2 separate regions of the Mus musculus genome follow, and region 2 is linked to region 1. Evidence: chromatin loops called from intact Hi-C (ENCODE). Cell type or tissue: heart. All regions are shown on one strand. Links, peaks and the distances in the headings refer to the core of each region. The heading gives the core; the rest is flanking DNA. Region 1 has its middle 62 kb from the start of Gm25869. Region 2 overlaps Atp1a1 (ATPase, Na+/K+ transporting, alpha 1 polypeptide).

Region 1 (9,588 bases), core at 3,522-6,021:
GGAGTGAACTTTGAGTTTCTTCGGTTTTGAACTCTTAAGCTAGACTCAAAACTCTACGAGCAAGTAATCCTCTCTCCTCTGCCTCCCTTGTAGCTGGGACTGTCTGCATGGGTGCTGGATCCCACTTCTACTGATAGCTGAATTCCAGGGGCTTGGCCACTAAAGATACTTGAGGTGCATTTCAGAAGGTGTTTGTATGGACTTTTACTTGATAGGAAGTAATGTTGATTTTTCTAAGGGTGTGACAGTAGTTGTATACTTAGAAAAATGTCTTTTCCGTTGGTGAAACATTAAAATGACTGGAGGCCCAATGCCATCTGTTGGCTAATTGCAGTAGTTGGGTCACAGTGGCCTTGTGTGTCCAGCACAGAAGCAGCAGGTCACATCACTGAGTGTTGATGGAAGTGGTGAATGTTACACGGGCTTCGCTTTGTTACTCAGCTCGGCTCCCTGGTAGTCTTAGAAATATGTGTTTTTGAGAATATTTATTCTTCAATAATCTTGTGTGTACATCTTGGTCATACTCAACTGAATTCCCCCTCCCATTCCTTGCCTCCTTCATTTTTAATTCTGTAACCCACTGAGTCCAATTAGTGCAGCCTGCATGTGCGTGGGTGTGGGCCTAGCAACGACCTGATGGAAAGTGATAAAAATATTTAGAAGGCAGTTTGACCGTATGTCCATTTAGCAAAACTGCAGTAGTAATACGTTCTCTCAGACCTGTGATCTCTACAGCCGTGGGCCTTTGGCCACTTTCATAGAACCAGGTATGAATTCCCTTCTAAGGAACAGGCCCCAAGCCCATTCAGGAAGCATTTGGTTACTATTTCTGTGGCTTTGTTCAGACGTGCGGAACAAAAGCAACATAGGAAAGGAATAATTTGGCCTCCGTGTCAGACAATCCATCCATCATTGAGGGAAGTCTGGCAGGAGCTCAGGCAGGATCCTGAAGCAGAAACCATGGAGGAACTCGCCAGGTCACTCGGAGGCTCATGCTTAGCTTTGTTACTCAGCCCAGAAACAGACATAAGTGATGGCACCACCATCTTGGACTGGGCCCTCCTGTGTCAAGATCATGTACAAAGGGGAGTGGGAGTAGGCGGTTCCTCAGTTAAAGCTGCTCAGATGACCAGGCTGCATCTAGTTGACATCGCTAAATAGCACAGTTGTTCCCTTAACAGTCATGCCATCATTTCGTAGTAGACACATCTTACCGGGCAGGTTGGTTGGTAACATGCAGTGCCTATTGCTAGGTATAACTTGAAGATAGTAGTGTGCTTGCCTAGCATACACAATGACCCGGGTGTAATCCTTAGCACCACATAAACTGGATGGGTGCTATTAAACCCAGCACTCAGGAGGTAGAGGAAGGAGGATCAACGGTCAAAAGCATCCTGGCTACCTGGTTTGTTGATGAGACCCTGTTTAGAAAATATTTTAACAGCTTAAGCTCACAGGCTTGCTCTTGGTCTGCTCAGTTTCCTTTTTTATACAGTACAGAACCACCTGCCCAGAGGTGGCTGGTGGTTCACTAATCAAGAAAATGCCCCACAAACATAGCTACAGGCCTAGCTGATTGAAAGCATTTTCTTAACTGAGGTTCCTTCTCAGATGACCTGAGCTGTGTTAGGTTGACAAACTAGCCCCAAAGGAAAGCTATTAAATGACAAGAACATTTGAAAGGTGCCATTTAGTGCAGCCCCAGTACTGTGAGTAATTCCTGGGTATACCTCTCTGTAGAAGCGTGCTTGGTTACCAGGCACCTCAAAAGCCAACAAATGTAGCTTGCTGTGGATAGTAACATGGGCACATGTGAGGTCCTACCTGTTGGGGAAGCTGAGGCTGAAGAAGGAAGTGTCTGTTGGGTGCAAGAGTTGTAAACCATGCTGGGCAACATGGTTAGACCCTGTCTCAAAAAACCAAACTTCTCTCAGAACTAAAAGAAACCAATCAAAAGGGGCTAACACATAAAATGACGCTGCTGGATATCAGACAGGCAGTGAAGGATGCTAGAAAGTACTAAATAGACATTCTTGAGTGACAGCTTTAAGGACACTAACAACACACCCAGAGAGGAGAGAAAGGAAATAAAAATATATTCAAAGAAATATTGGCTGGAAACTCCTCCAGGTACCTGTATGAACCCAAGTAGGTTAAACACAGAGACCCACAAACAGATGGGTGGTATAAGAAGAACTGTAGAAGTCAGACAAGGAAATCTTATAGTAGCAGGGGGAGGGTGTGTGCTGTGTTTATTGAAACAGTGGAGACAGGGTGATGGCAGGTCCCAGGCTAGCCTCAGATTTGCTGCATAGCTCAAGCTGGTCTTGAACCTCTTTCTTCTGCTTGCTGGCTTTATGGAGGCATGTTCTCAGTGAGGGTCCTACCCCTCAGACCACTCCAGCGTGATCAAGTTGACACAAGAACTAATTACATCCTCAGTTCAGTTGGGTAGAAAGCTGTGCTGCGTGCTTCCTAGTCCAACAGACACCTGAAGAATGATATGCACTCAAGAAACAATGTTATTCTCAAGGGCTAAGCATGCTTCAGGAGAGACTCCATTACCCTATGAAAGAAACCTCAACAAGTGCAAACCACACACACACACCTATACAAACACATGGACAACTCTAACACTACTTAGCTGCACCCCCAGCTCAGCTTCACTGCTGAATTTCATCAAACACGGGTTAGTAACAATTCACCATAAATACTTTGTCCTTTATAAGTATTGTGTTTATTGATTAGTAGGCTTAAAATGATGATGGCAGTAGGCGAAAGGAATGTACTTATTCATTATATGAGACTACCATTATCCTGCTTTCTAAATTACCCTTTAGAAAGACTACTCAAGTATGTCTTGAGAATGTATTCTCAAGGAAATAATAACAGATCCAGCAACATAAGACTACTCTACTAGGGCTGAAGAGATGGCTCAGTGGTTAAGAGCACTGGCTGCTCTTCCAAAGGTCCTGAGTTCAAATCCCAGCAACTACATGTTGGCTCACAACCATCCATAAAAGAGATCTGACATCCTCTTCTTGTACGTCTGAAAACAGCTACAGTGTACTTAGATATAATAATAAATAAATCTTTAGACCAGAGTGAGTGGGGTCAACCAGAGCGAGCCATGGTCCTGAATTCAAATTCCCAGCAACCACATGATGGCTCACAACCATCAGTACAGCTACAGTGTACTCGTGTACATAAAATAAATCTTAAAAAAAAAAAATTAGCTGGGCGTGGTGGCACACGCCTTTGATCCCAGCACTCGGGAGGCAGAGGCAGTATTCTGCTAGCAGCCTTCAGATGAAGATGTAGAACTCTCAGCTCTGTCTGCACCATGCCTGCCTGGATGCTGCCATGCACCTGCCTTGATGATAATGAACTGAACCTCTGAACCCAATTAAATGTTGTCCTTTATGAGACTTGCATTGGAAAAAAAAAATAGCCGGGCGTGGTGGCGCATGCCTTTAATCCTAGCACTCGGGAGGCAGAGGCAGGCGGATTTCTGAGTTCGAGCCAGCCTGGTCTACAAAGTGAGTTCCAGGACAGCCAGGGCTATACAGAGAAACCCTGTCTCAAAAAACAAACAAACAAACCAAACAAAAAAATTTTTACTGTACTGAATTGAGATGGTTAATGTCCCTAACTTGGCAGGGTTTAGAATTACCAGGGAAACAGGCCTCTGGGCCAGTTTGTCATTTAGTCAGACTAAATATGAATATTGTCTGACAAATACAAAGACTAAATACAAATCGAGCTGAGTTAGCTCCTTACCTCTTGACTTCATATACAATGTGACCAGCTGTCTCATGCTGCTGCTAACTGCAGGACAGCATCCTTCAAAAGTGAGCTGGGAGAATGAATACAGAACAAGGAGTGTTTATGCTGAGTTTATGCTGAGGTGCAAAGTGTTTTCATCATCTGGAAGTAAATGTAACGTATCATGTCGAGAGAAAAATGACGACATTTCAGTGAATAACGTTTGTCAGAATCCAGAGCCGCCTTATGACGAAGCATTCAGGAAATGAACTAGGAGCTGAAGATGGACGCATCTCTTCCCCCTTGCTGTGACAGACTGAACACTTTCTTTTGAAGACAGGGTTTCTGCTCTCACTGAATGTGGATCCAAAATTTATGATATAAAGCTGAACACAGTGAGAGCAGGAACCCTGTCTCCACAAATCTGGATGTTATGTCAGGAAATGGACAGAATCCATCCAACTTAGGAATGAGGTTGCAAAGCCAGTAACAAGAGGAAATTACGCAGAGATGATCTTTCAGAACCATCAGAAAAAGGGAAATGAAGAAAGTATCAAGGTTGCAAAAGATGCACGATATGAAAGCCATCTGTATTTCTTTATACTTTGCAAGATGAAGACAGGTTGTGTTTGAGTGGCAGTGCTGATGACGTAAGTTATTCCCTAGTCTGCACCTGCCTAAGTAGGCAGTGGCCTGGACCGACTAGCTATCAGGAGCCTTAGTCCACACCAGGACAGGCAGGTTCCTTGGCAAAGGCCCTTGGTCTGTTCATTCACCTCACACATTCTAAATTCTGTGAAGGGTGAAGACTCTGTCAGGCCTTGGCCTCTACAGGGCCATGGTACCTGTGATTCCATTAGCCCATTGCAGCCTCAGCCAACCTGGTGTTTCTCCAAAGGGACAGTCTGTGGTAGTGACCCAATAACCTTCTTGACTCCAGGACCCACACCTTCTGCTCTGTCCTCCAGCAAGACTGGAGAACAACAGAAATAAGAGAATGTAGATCCACTCTCAAAGACATCAAGGCAAGAGGAAGAAGAGACAAGAGGAAGGAAGCATGGCTGAGGGCATTGTCTGAGCATGTGCAAAAAGTTTAGATGTGAGGGGCCCAGCCGAGATAGCTAGAAGGATCGTGGGTCCTGGGGAAGATGGATGGGAAGTGACATTCCCGGCACAACGATAGGGTTTCTTTCTTTCCAGATTCTGTTTTGGAGAAATCTTTTCTTAAAGCAAACCAGAGCTTGGACAATCTCACTATGACTGTCCAAGCTCTGGGTCTCTCAGATTTGAAACCGCAGTTGAAGCTGGCTTTCATGGCTTCATATACACTGATCACAACAGTGGGAAGGCCTCCCCTTCTCTGTTTGATTGCTGCTTCCTTCATTCCCAATCTTTCCCACAGGATGACTCCCCTCAGGCCTTGTGTCTCCTCCTCTTTGCTTGCCCTAGGCTAGGCCTACTTCCAAACTTTACTATAGCATACTCTGCTGGGAGCTGAGGACTTGCCATCTCTCCTTCCAGACTGAATATCCCCTGCAGGGCAGAATAGCTCTTACTACTGTCCCACTGAGGGTCCACCACATGCAGAATGCTTTCCAATCCTAACAAAAACATGTCTTACCCAATCAAGTTAGTGGTTCCTTTTGTTGTTTAAAAATTGCATTTATTAATTGTATGTGTCTATTTGCGTGCGTGTGTGTGTGTGCGCGCGCGCGCGCGTGTGTGTGTGTGTGTGTGTGTGTGTGTGTGTGTGTGTGACTCAGAGAACAACTTGTGAGAGCTGATTTTTCTCCTACCACATGTTGGTCCCAGAGATCAAATTCTGGTCATTAGACTTGGCCATAAAAAGTACCTTACCCACTGGGCCAGAGCCACCAGGTCCACCTAAAGTTACTGACCTCTAGTTAAAATAGTATCATCAGTTGTAAGAGGTTTTCCAGACTCAGACTCTCCCTCTAGTCTTCTAGGAAGGTTGTGATAAAGGGAGCAGGGATTTGAGAGCACAGCCTTGTGCCTGTTCCCTCTTAGGACGACTGCCTCTCTGAGCCACCTGTCAGCCTTCAGTCTGCCACCCCATCTGCTTCCCCAACCACCTTGTTGGTGGTTGTGCTGTGCCCCCCACCCCAATCTTCCCTGTCGCCCAGTCTTTCCTGGGAGCTGGGTTGCCTTCACTTTGCACCCCTTCTCACACATGTGAGCCCAATTCTTTCTCTCCAAGGGACAGACCAATGTGGAAGGAGAAAATCGGCTCCCACAAGTTGTCTTCTGAGTGCCACATAAAGTGGCACACACAATAATAAATAAAAATTTTAAATTAAAAAATAGAAGTCAGTAACTTCATTGGACAAGATTCATTTTGATCAGAATTTGTTCTGAGTGGCAGACCCTCCCTCAGGGGGATGGTTCTGCTCTGCTCTGCAGAGGACACGCAGTCTGAGAGGACAGCTGGCAAGTCCTCCTGTAAGAGATCAAGGTTCCATTTTCAATAGGCAAAAGGCAAGAGCAATGTCAGCTCTGCCTCTCCATCACACATAGTAACCCAGTTCAGTTCGATGGTCTCTCTACTGAGAGGGAGGCCAGAGGATCTTATGCCAAAATAGGTCTCCCTTGGTGTCTGGACAAATCCCCAGCTTGGAAACAGGCAGGATTTTATTCTTTGGTAGACTCTCAGATACCAAGTCCAGGGGCAAATGTAAAAACAGAAGAAGCCCTTTGAGAGAGGCAAATGAACCAGAGCAAACCTGCTGGCTTCATAGAGGGCGGGAACTGCTTGCAAGTTCTGACCTCATCCCCAAAACATTTACTACCCAGCACCTGTCTGCTAGTTAGTAAGTCAGATCCATTCCTACTTGGAGAAAGTCTTTGTCCGCCTGGGTTCCATCCCAGGGTTCTTTGATACAAGTGCAGATGCTAGTGTGGGATTAGCTTTGGGATGTTACACAGAAATCCATTCTCCCTACTGCATGCACGGCAAGGGTTTCAGACTCCTTCCATCTTCATTCAGCAAATCTGCTCGCCTCCACCCCATCCCGACAGGTTCACATCACGGTGGTGATGGGGGCTTGGCACAGCAGCAAGCAGGAGACCACAAGGTGCTGAGTTTGCAGCCTCCCTGCCCGCTCAGGACGTGTTAACAACAGCCTCATTCTGAGCTAGTGTCTCAATTTCAGTCTGACTAAGACAGTCTCCCATGGGCAATCCCAGTTTTTACAGCACACAAGCCACATCCCCCAACTTCTATGAACTGAGGACGTAGTGAGCAATAAATAATTCAGACACATGTGTTGTCATTATCCTTCAAACTCATAAGCCTCTAGATGGTGACATCAGCCAACATTTATTAGATGCTTTGTGCTAGGCGCTGTTTGATCGTAGCCACACCCACCCTTCTTCATTCCTTCTTCTTCCTTCCTCCCTTCTTTTTAACAAGATCTTAGTATGTAGCTCTAGCTGGCCCGGAACTGAGGAAAACCTCCAACTCGGAATCCTTATGCCTCCATCTCCCAAAGGCTGGCATCACAAGGATGCAATGCCACCGCAGGCAAATACTGTGAGCCTTTTCATCTTGCCAGATGAATATAAAGGGATTTCTGTTGTCAGCACCATGTTACCGATGAAGAAATAGGATTTGAAGGCTTAGTTTGCTCCAGGCCTTGGTCTGAGTAGACTTGAATCCAATTAACTTGGCTTTGAGTTAAGCCAGCCCCAATTAACTTGGTTTTGAGTCTGTACCTCCAGCTGCTGTACTACCCTGCCTTTTGGCACACTGAATCTCTATTAACTTTATGTGAATTAACTTTTTCTGAGCATTCCTTGTGGCAACTGTCTTAGTTACGGTTCCATTCCTGTAAGCAGACACCATGACCAAGGCAAGTCTTATAAAGGACAACATTTAATTGGGGCTGGCTTACTGGTTTTGAGGTTCAGTTCATTATCATTATGGCAGGAAGCATGGCAGCATCCAGGCAGTCATGGTGCCAGAGGAGCTGAGAGTTCTAAATCTTATCCCAAAGGCAAACAGAAGACTGGTTTCCAAGCAGCTATGAGAAAGGTCTCTCAGAGCCCACCCCCACAGTGGTACACAATTCCTCCAACAAGGTCACAACCAATAGTGCCACTTCCTGGGACAAGCATATTCAAACCAATATATTCCACTCCCTGGCCCTGTAGACTTGTTCAAGCAATGAGTCTATGGGTACCATACCTAGCCATAGCATAATGCAAAACAATTTAGTCCAACTTCAAAAAGTCTGATAGCTTATAAGAGTCTCAACAATGTTAAAAGTCCAAAGTTCAAAGTCTCTTCTGAGATTCATGCAATCTCTCTCTGTCTTTTTTTTTTTTTTTTTTGAAGGGGTGGGGGGATTCGAGACAGGGTTTCTCTGTGTAGCCCTGGCTGTCCTGGAACTCATTCTGTAGACCAGGCTGGCCTTGAACCCAGAAATCCTCTTGCCTCTGCCTCCCTCATGCAATCTTTTAACTGTAATTCCCTAAGAAATCAAAATTTAAAAAAGCAGATCACATACCCCCAATATCATACAGGGTATACATTACCATTCCAAAACATCATAGTGGGGAAATACTGGACCAAATCAAGACAGAAAGCCAGCTAGTTTTCCAATCTCCGTGTCTCCATGTCCGATATTAAAGTGTTCTTCAGATCTCCAACTCCTTTCCTCCTTGTTGATCGCTGTTGGCAGATCTGGCATCCAGCAGCAACAAACTTGATTCTCTTGGGCTGTTTCCACTCACTATTGGCATCTTTCCTTGGCAGATATCCCATGGCTCTGGCATCTTTAACATCTTGGGATGTCCAAATCAACTTCAGCTTCACAGCTTCTTGTTTCAGTGTTTGAGATCCACACATGATCTTCTGGGCTCCTCCACAGGGCTTGTGTCACTTCTCCAGCTCTGCCCTCTGCAGCTCTCTAGGCTCTGGCTGATTCCACTCCACTGCTGATGCTGTTCTTGGTGGTCATCCCATGGTCTTCTGCTATAACTAGGCTTCACCAATGGTCTCTCATAGGCTCTCTTCATGGTGCCAAGCCTCAGCTTCTTTGCATTGCCCCTTCAGTCCCAGGCTGTCAATGGTGAGTCCTGGGCTGTACCTTCACCAATGGCCTTCTCTGGCCTCTCACAATGCCAAGCCTCAGCTGCTCTCCATGACTCCTTCATGCCTTGAAACCCAATATCATCTGGGTGATTCTTACACATTAACAAGTCCAGCTGAAGCACGAGGTCCAACCCTGGCTATCTCTGGAATATGGTTTCTTTATGCTCTCAGAAAATACTTCCCAGAAGAGTTTACCTCAGTGATGCTGGTCTCTTCTGAATCATCGCTAATTTCTTAGCTCCAGCTATCCAGCATCAGTGGTCCAGGTAGTCCTTTCTATTCTTCACTCTATAGCCAGAGTCACATGGTTGAAGCTGCCAAGTTCTGCTACTGGATGGGGCTAGAACATGCCCCTCCTCCTCCTTGCTCTATTATATCCCTCATTGCCTAAGTTTAGCTGTCCTGGAACTTGCTCTGTAAATTAGCCTTGAACTCAGATCTGCATGGCTATTTCTCCTGAATCCTGGGGTTAAAGGCATGTACCACCACACCTGGATTTAAGCTTGCTATGCTTAAAATCAAAATGCTCTTTGAGACTAAACCAGAGAACAAAGTTTGCTGTTTTTTTTTTGTTGTTGTTGTTGTTTTTGTTTTGTTTTGTTTTGTTTTGTTTTGTTTTGTTTTGTTTTTTGTGACTTCCTTTGTCAATGCAATTAATATAAACCTCTTACCTTAGCTTTAGGTAGATTCTTCAGACAAGGACAAAAAGC
Region 2 (9,588 bases), core at 3,212-5,711, 1.8 Mb before region 1:
CTCTTCCAACAAGAAATCCATGGAAGAAACAGGCTCTTGGCCGCAGAGCCAGGTGAAGCCTGGTTAACTCCCCCAAAATAAGCAGGGAATCTCAAAAGACAAACAAACCTCATTCCCCTAGGAGCCCGTAATGCCCTAAGACCTCATTTAAAACTTCTTTTAAAAGGAACTGTGGAAAATCTGAATCAGGTTGCTTTTTATACCGAAAAGATCTCGGTTTTAACAAACTGGTTCGGTTTTGCATGTCAGGAGCTTTGAGAGTTTTCTGTACATTGATTCTATAAGGGGGAGGGGGAAGCCTAAAAACAGGAGAGCAGGAAAATTTTTCTGCAGGAATCCAAGCCTCCCTGAGTTAACAGCCAAGTTGTAAGTACAGAACTTCATTCTCACAATGGTAATGAAAACACTGGCCAGGCAGTGAAGGGCTCACCCACACGCATACTTCAGCTAACTCCTGGGAAACCTGTCAGCTTAACAGTGCTCACTGGAAAGGCCACTGCATAGCCGTCTGCATGGTCTAATGGGCCTTAAAACCCATCTCAGTGGCAGACAAGACTCACATTAAGAGGAGAAAACAGGATTACTCTTGTACTACTAAAATATCAGCTTAGAAAGAGACAGAACACATTTCTGTCTAAAGTGTGCCTCTATGGACGTGCTGTCTGTTATTTTTAACTTTGGTGCTACCTAGTAAGTGCGAGGAAAGAAGAAACAGCATGAGAGAAGACCAGTGAATTATTTAGCATCCACATCTGCGTCACGTGCCTGCTGCTAGCTCAATAAAACAACCACCTAACGTCTGAGCCCCGTCTACACCCCTAAGCACTGGGTTGGAGCCTGCTTAATTTAATGACCATCTCTTACAGGCTACTAAACCCAGTTTACAAAGTAAAGGGCCCACAGACATAAGAAACTAATAAAAACAATAAATAGGTGAAATGCTTAGAGAAGGCAGCCTGGCCCAGTGGGAGCAGAGAGTCTGAGCAGAGCCTAGGCGCTCTCTGAGCACAGGGGCAGTTGTTCCAAAGACTCAGACTGTCACTAAAATAGTGTCATCCATCTCAGTCACTGTACTGATTGTGACTGTGACAGCACTCGCAGACGAGTTCTCATAGCAGTGGGAGAGAACTTAAAGATACAAAACACATTTTGGAGGGAAGGTGTGTTTTGAGATTTGTACATAAGTCGTACCTCAGGGTGACAGAAGTTCTGACACACCACCATGAGCCAGGCTGAGAAAAGTACAAGGACACTAACTGCTAAAAACCCAGCTAGCAGCTGCTGTATGTCTCTCAAGTTTTACAAATATAGACACTTTGAGTGAAGGAGCCTGGCTTTGGAACCACCTACAAAACCGGGTGCTCTGCAACACAGAGAAACTAATGTCCACTCCAACAAGGTTTCAGGGAAGAAACGGCAACAGAGAAGTCCAAGTTCTGTGCATGTCACACAGCCAATGGCAGCTGTCAGTCCAATCCTCCTAGTAAGGTCTGACCTAAGGTGGAACACAATACCACAGGGAAAACTATGATTTGCTATGGCAGGCATCAAACGGGTACCTACTCGGCTCAAATCTGTTCCGTATTTACGATGGAGTTCATCCAGGCTGAGTTTATGGTCGTCCTAAGGGGGGAGAAAAAGAATTATACATCCTAAAATCAAAAGGAAAAAAAGCACCCTCACTCCTCATCCCTATTGAAACTTCCTTCCCTCAACTGCCTAGGCTAAGCATCACCCTCACGACTGTCTCCTGAGACAGCTTCCTCTCCAACGCTGGGTGACATTTGCTGAATTGAGTCAGAGAAACCCAATGCCTCTTGGGTGTCTAGGACTGTGGCTCTCAACCTTCCTAATGCTGTGACCCTTTAATTCAGTTCCTCATGTTGTGGCGTTCCCCAGCAGTGATGTTTTTTTCACTACTACTTCACAACTGTAATTTTGCTATTATGAATCATACTGTAAATAAATACCTGATATGTAACCCCCGTGAAAGAACCGTTCGACCCCAAGATGGATGGCAACCCACAGGTGGGGAACCACTTGTCTAGACGGGGCCCTCATCTGTCCAGGTTGGCTAGAGATGGGTTAAGTCACGGAAGCCTCCTTAGCTTAAAGAGGCTGCAGTAGCAGCATCCTTCAGAGACAAGCGTAGACTGCGGTATCAAGAATGCTTCCACTGCTTATGGAGGGGAGACAGAGACCTTGCTCAACCCTTTAGTAGCTTCTAGAATGGAGACTCTTCAGCACCAACCCGTCAGTTCTCTGCCCTAGGCCGGTGCAGAAGCATACACCCACAGGGCTCAGGTGCAATGGATTTTTAGGGAAACCCACAGAGCCAGTTTTCCTCCCAGCACTCACCATAGACACTTCCTTCTTGAGCTCATCCATATCCCTTTCCTTCTTGGCCTTTTTGCCCTTTTTGTCACCATGCTCCGATACAGCGGCAGGCTCATACTTGTCTCGTCCAACCTACAGACAGGAGGAGGGGGAAGGGAGAGAGGGTGAGCTCTGTGCAGCGCCTGGGAGGGAACACAAGGTTGTGCAGGGTGTGTGTGTGTGTGTAGGGATGGAAGCTACAGGGACACAGTGGTTTGGAACAGTCACTGGGTTAATATTCAGCACAACACAACCTAGCCTAGGGGCTTATACAGGGAGGCACCTAAACAAGGCCATGGACGGTGGATTACAGCCACTAAAGACATCTTGTGTCCACCCTGGGTTATACAGAACAATGGGGAAGTTGTAACAGGCTTCAAACAGCCTTGCTAGGGCAACTCCCATTTGGAATGAACAGTGGCTATAATGTTAAAATCCCTACTTTGCAGTCTTCTGCCTTGCCTACTGAAGGAATGAAACAATGTTTCCATTAGTGATCTTGAGGCCAGTCCGGTGCCTAAGTTTGCACTGTCAATCAGACAGACACTGAAGTCCTGGGCCCTACTAGCCACCAGTTAAAGAAGTTTGAGGGAAGTTACCAACTCCCTAAGGACCAATTTCCCTTTCCACAACACGACAAGGACAGTCAGCATTCCTGAGGATTTAATGATACATCTAAGTGCCAGTCACTCTGATTTGATGATTAAATTCTTTTCGATGCAAAGCCATTATACACAGTTTAAACACCATTAATGTTCACATAAAGATATTGACCACATTTCATTTTTTTTTTCAGAGAGAAACAAAACATCTAAAGGTCCACAAAAATTTTTAAATAATGCTACAAAGACAAAAAAGAAGAAAATGAAAGAAAGGGAGTCTCCACCCCATTCTGTAACCTAAAATAAGATCTCCCCAAATGAAAGGCCCTGGAAATGTTTTGACACAAGCAGGATGCAGGGAGAGCGCGTGCGTTACCGTGTAATTCACAGGATCCACCTACGCCTCTCCAGACTGGAAGGAGTTGATTCTATAGTTTAAATTTAGACTGTTCCACTCCCTCACCCTGTTAGAGTGCTCGGCAGATCTGTATGAAACCAGAACTTGGTACTCCAAAGTCAGGCAGTGGAGAGGGCTCACCCCTGCAGGCCACCTCCCTTGCCTTACAATGAATGCTTGGTAAAACCCCAAAGCGTGTATTTCAGGCCCTTATAGTTAGTACGTAGCAAATAAAATACGCATTCACTTGACTTTGGAAGGCTCCAAAGAGAAAGCCTGCTCAGATTAGTGGGTGTTGGAGAAGTGAGTAGTATCTGTGACGCTATTCAACACCATGTGACTTGACAAATGACTTCTTCCTTGAGAGCAGGGCACTTGAATCTTCACCTTATCTGCAGAGTGGAGTTGGGCAGAGTGGAGGACAGTCAGCATTCCTAACATTCTCTCTCTGCTATGGAGTCAGCACAGCTCCAAGGGCCTCTCGGAGTGGAGCTGTGTGCTGGAGTTAGGATGGAGCGTGTTTCTCTGCTTATCTGACGGTAAAGCCATTCCATAGCTGCCGACTTGGCTCCTTTATGTATGTGACCAGATTAAACTGATTTTTTTTTTCAAGACAGGATTTCTCTGTGTAACAGGCCCAGATTGTCCTGGACTCCCTTTTGTAGACCAGTCTGGCCCCTGCCTCCCGAGTGCTGAGATTAAAGGCGTGCACCACCATGCCCAACTTAAACAGACTTTTAAAATACACCCAATACATTTTTAAGCAAGTCTCATTTCACGGAAATACGCTTCCATGAGGAGCAGTGTTAGAATCCCCCAGCCTCACTGTCTGCGTGCTTCGGTTATTCTTAGACTTCTCACATTTTCCACGGCAAGAGGGAGAAGAGAGATATTGGCACAGCCAGCCCATTCTGGATACCTTCCAACGTTTATCAGCCATCACAAAGGCAGTGTGTTGCCTGTATCTTCACAGCTATTGAGAGTAAAGTTGAGGAATCTACATTTCCTAATAGCCAAACTCCTTTATAAATTCATGCTATTTAAGGCACTTTTAAATGGGGACAGCTGTAAAAGGGACATGGAAAGTATTAACATGTAAGATCACTTCTTCAAAATCTTAATTTTTCCAGTAGGTAATTTTTGTCTAAAAGAACTAGGCAGCTTATCCGATCAGTTCTTGCCCACAAGTAAAACAATAATTTAATGTTAATTCTTCCTGGTGTGGGTCAAGAGATCCTTAGGTTCCTATGGGCACTAAGAACTGTAATTTCAAAGCTGAAAAAGTATGCGTTTGTGGTGTGGGGTAAGACAACATTTTCCTTATTTCTTTTAAAAACAAAGGTCACAGCAGGGAGTGGTGCGGTGTTCCCTCCCCTCCCTCCCGGGCTCCGCTGACCTTCCGGCTCGTTTGGGCACCAGGCATGGAACTTCTCCTTTCTCAATTAGAAAAACGAGATTGCTTCTTCACTCAGCACCACAGAGCAAGAACGACTAACTCCATTGACGCCCTTTGAGTGTCTCTAGCTTATCTGGAAGGGGCATTGAACAGGCTGTGCCATCCTCAAAAGGGCAGTTGGTTGCAGGGGAGTAAGTTAGGTTATTAATCTTTTCCATTCTAATTTAAGAACTAGGAAGTTATAGCAAGGCATTATTTACTCCATGTGACACTTCAAGGCTGGGTGTGTCACTATTTCAACCTATGTGTCCTCCAGTTTCCACCTTCCCAGAGATTCCTAAAGCTACTGTGCCTTTGGACATGAGGAAGATGGAAGGAGAAAACCCTGGACGGGGAGAACAAAGGACAAAATAGATATGTAACAAGACTTTATGTTGGCCCTCACAATAAAGGAACAAGAAATCCCCGTGACCTTTTAGAGTGGAAAATCTTCCTTCCTCTTCTTCAGTTAATTCATCACTTACAGGAGGAAATGTGCTTGGGGAAGGTAGAAGACAGCTGCAAATTTACCAATAATTACAATAACATGAGGATCATACACCCACATAGTTCACACACACAACTCACATACTCTCACACCTTTCTCACACATATACACTCTCATACACACACTCACAAACACACTGTCACATCCACACACACAGTCTCTCACACTTTTACACAAATACACTCATACATAGTCACACACCCTTTCACAGTCACACACACACACACACACACACACACACACACACACACACTCTGCAGTGAGATTTAAATAAGGACCTTCCTCCCCAGTAGACTGCAACTTGATGCCTACACAGCCACCAGCACCGCCTCTGCTTTGTGCACTAGCATCTAGGGGTGCCTTCTAAGGCTTCCACTCACCAGCAACACCTCTGGTTCTACAGCCAGAGAACTCAGGAGGCCCTTACAGACTTCTGAAATCCCCTCTGATTTGCCCAAAGGGTACTTGGAAGTCTAAGATGCCCACTCCCATTAGCGAGGTCAGTGGATGGTGCTTTCAATTCTGGCCCATGTCATTACCCTAGCACCGCCACTTGCCAGCTACATGACCTTGAACAGTCAGCCTTAGACACCAGCTTTGTCACAACTATTAACTTACCTAACACAGTCTGATAGTTTGGTTAGTACAATCTGAAAACAGAACACCTAACAAAACAAAACAACCCCCACATTGTTTCCAGAACTGAGAACAAAAGCTTTTGACTAGCAAGAGAGGCTACCAATATGGCAAAGTAACTGCTCCAAATGTTGCTGATTCACAGCTGGCCAAGAGGGCTGTGGAGACGGCACCTTCAAACTCAATTTGGCAAACTCCAATTTGGCAGGGAAGTCAGACACAGCCTGATTCAGCTACAGAAGGCTCTGCCTAGTTTTGGCCAACTGTTAGTAAAGAGTGGGGGAGTATTCCCCAATTTTCCTGGTTCTCATATCAAAACCTCAAACTCAGCTCTGTCTGAAAAGGTCACACACAGCACTATACAAAGGTCACTGTGATAACCCAGTCACTACACACATTACTGCCATTCCTTGATTCCTATAGAGGTAACTTTCAGAAACATGTTAAAGAAAGTATCACTCTGGCCTACTTTGCTACATTTCCAACTGATGCTCGGCCTAAATGGCTTCCTGTAGGTTCATCTTTCTAGCTGGGGACCTAAGGGATGTACCAAGCCTGTGCTAGGTGGGAATTGGCAAATGGAAGACAATGGGTAAACAGTGAGAGGCCTTTAGCTGTTCTCCAGCCCACAGTGATACTTTTGGAATAGCAATTCTCTGCAGAGGAGGTAACCAAGGGGCACCCCAACCACGTACGGTGCCACAGGTCCCTCCTCTCACTCCTGAAGACATGCATGCTGGAAATGTACTCCTACGAAGCCAGAGCACTGGGTCCTTTGTGAACCCAGTTCAGTCCCTAAACTTGGGCTGCATCCATCAGTCACAGGGCCGTGATCAGCCACTGGGTTCCCTCATCCCATGGGAACATCATCTAACCTGCCTCCCTGGTGAATTCTTAAACAACCCTGCTAGTCCACCCTTGTGGCCATGGAATGTACCGTGACCATTTGAAAAAAATAAAAATGGTAAGAGTAATGTGAAGAATTCCTATATTTTAAATTTTCTTCCTCTTAAAATGTATTTTTTTTTCTTCTACTTACTAAAAAGCACCAGCGCCATGGGACATTTGATCTCTCCAAGAGACCTGAATGAATCAAAACGTCTGCTCATGCCTTAACATCCTCCACCTGCCCTCCCCTATAACCCCCCTTTTTCCCTCATTATTCTGGTTTGAGAGAGAAAAGCTTAAAAACTGGAACAGCACTACAGAGGGGCTGCCAGTTTCCAGGAAGTCCTGATCACTCTTTGATAGGTGGTTTGGAGCCTAGGAAGCAAACGGACTGCTGAGTTGAAGAGGGCAAAGGTGCTGAAAGCCTACAGAAACACAGCTTGGTGCCATGGAAGTGAGACAGAGAGCATGCAAACAGACAGGTTGTGCACCCCAACTGCCCCAAGGCTCTGAATAACACCAGGACAACAGACTGGAAAGATAAACACCAGGGCCCAAGGATGACAAACCATTACAGTGATTACTAGACTAGTTCCCCAAATAACGAAGGCTCCAAAGATAAAGCCTGGCCACCATCAATCAGCCTTTCAAATCACCAGCAGAGACTATGAGATTGCTGTTACTAAGTGGGGTTTGAGTAAAACCTGCTAAGAGACAGTGCCCAGATGCATTTCACTGTAAAATCACAAAGCAACTAAAGAATGAGGTCTATTGGATTAAAAAAAAAAAATCCCTTTGGCTCAGGACCCAAATGAAACCAAATCAGGGTGAAAGTGTGTGTGTGTGTGTGTGTGTGTGTGTGTGGTTTCCTCTTTTCTAATTCACAGAATCTGCTATCCCATACACCCAACAAATACATGTTAAGAATGTCTTATGGATTCCCGACACCAGATTTCAGCACGGCTAATGAGGTGAGTCATATGCAGAGAACACTCTCTCTGACTCCAGCCAAAGAACACACTTCCTCTCATACTCTCAATTCAAGGCAAAGTGAGAATGTTCAGACCCGACTCTGCTTGTTAGTCCCCACCCCAAATACACATATAAAGGAAGGAGTGTTTAAAGCCTGTTGCATTATAACATTCCCTTTACTTCACATTAGTACCCCCTAGCCCTAGTCTCAGAGTAATCTAGAATTAGACAGGGCTGGTGAAAGTCTGCCCAGTGCTTTGTTATGCAAACCCAGCCACTCTGATTACTGGGAGCCCATCTGATCTGACACTCGGATTTCTTCTTCAGGTCTGTTGGCTGGCAGCCCCCCTCCGCACCCCCCCCCCCCCCAGGCACCAGTGTTCTTAGCTGAGAAACTGCCGGTTTTCCCTATGACACTTTTAAGAAGTTAAAAATGACCACTGATCACGGTGAAAGTCTTCACTTGAAACGTGAATGTTGACGGAAAGTCTAAGATGCTGCTGATTGGATTTGCTTGTTGGACAGTGATACAGTGCTCAGTCATGCCAATGAATACTTCCTTTTGAGGAGCAGTTAACAGGACTTCTCAATATTTCCCTATCGTTAATATTTCTCAGGGGAAGGAAAACTGTTACACAGCTTTGAAAGGGCCTGGAGAGCAGCGCTTACGCAGATCTGTGTCCCCCAGCCCTGATGACTTAGGAAGCCCCGGCACACTGGTATGGCACTCACTCCACACAGCACACAGATGACTCTACTTGCTCTCAGGGCGAGGACTGTACATCTGGCCAGACCAGAAACCAGAGCTCCCAGGCTGTGCTTTTTCAAGAAACCTGCTTGTCTTCAAATGAAGCAATACTTTAACTTAGCTTTTCATACAGAGTCCTTCAGGGCTGTTTAGTTAATGGTTCCCTCTCATTATTGAGGTACTCCTAAAAGAACAGTCTGTGGAGAAGAGAAGTCACTTCTCCGTGCACTTGTTGCTAAGTAATCCTCAGGCGTTGGTTTTGAAGAGTTCAGGGATGGATCAGTGCGAGTGCCAAGTCTCTTCTCTAACACTGGGCCTGCTCTTTATTCTTAAATGTGATTCTAAGTTTTAGTCCTCAACTGGATAAACACCCTACTAGACCTTTATAAAGCTTTTTTGGGGGGTGGGGTGGGGTGGGGGGTGTTTTCTATCATCTTGGGTTTAAAAAGAGCAGCCTCCCGGTTTCTTATTCTTCCACCCCAAGGTGAGTCACCATTGTTACAAACTTGCCAGCAGAGAACGCTACAAATTAACAAACAGCCAGCGGCCAGCCTTATAATAGGGGGTGGGGGTGTGTGAGTGCTGATAACCTTCCAGGCAGGGAACTGTTTCAATCTTACAAGGTGGAAACAACCTCACAGCCTATTTTCTGTTTTCCTGGACTTCCAGGACCAGCCCCAGTGTCAGCGCCCCTTACTTGTTCCTGTCCAGGCTGGGCCACTTTCCATTGGGAAGACTCTGCCTCACAGGGTTTTGAGTCTAAAGTACTAGCTTTATAGCAGCCAGTGGGTATTTAGTCACACTTTCGAGTTTAGCTCCAAAAGGGCAGCTGATAATGTTACCCTACAACCAAGATTCCTGCTGACATGTGTACCTTGTGTCACCTCTTTCCCTGCCTGGTCTTTAAATCACTACCCATAAGATAGGATTTCTTTTCTCAGCATCTAAGTTAATAGTAAACCAAACCCAGGACTGAAATGAAAGGCTAGAGAGACGCTCCCTTCTCCCACCTTTTATAAACGTTTA

The links. Peaks named below come from ENCODE experiments on the same cell type or tissue, not always from the same donor. Only the 100,000 strongest peaks of a DNase experiment are listed, where the experiment ranks them.
Region 2: a loop joins it to region 1, with 6 times the contacts of the local background. A loop is called at or near these places in 2 of 42 quality-filtered maps.

The regions. Positions count from the first base shown.
Region 1 is chr3:103,360,395-103,369,982 of GRCm38, forward strand. No RefSeq gene overlaps it. Among named protein-coding and RNA genes, the nearest start is that of Gm25869, 62 kb to the right of the region's middle. In heart, for the core only: no CTCF peak of the experiment used is centred there; no DNase peak of the experiment used is centred there.
Region 2 is chr3:101,592,640-101,602,227 of GRCm38, forward strand. Atp1a1 (ATPase, Na+/K+ transporting, alpha 1 polypeptide) reads right to left here. Exons shown (of 23, transcript NM_144900.2): 2 at 2,359-2,469; 3 at 1,564-1,623. Among named protein-coding and RNA genes, the nearest start is that of Atp1a1, 7.3 kb to the right of the region's middle. In heart, for the core only: no CTCF peak of the experiment used is centred there; DNase peaks (open chromatin) are centred at 4,282 and 4,812; H3K4me3 peaks cover 2,500 bases; H3K27ac peaks cover 2,500 bases.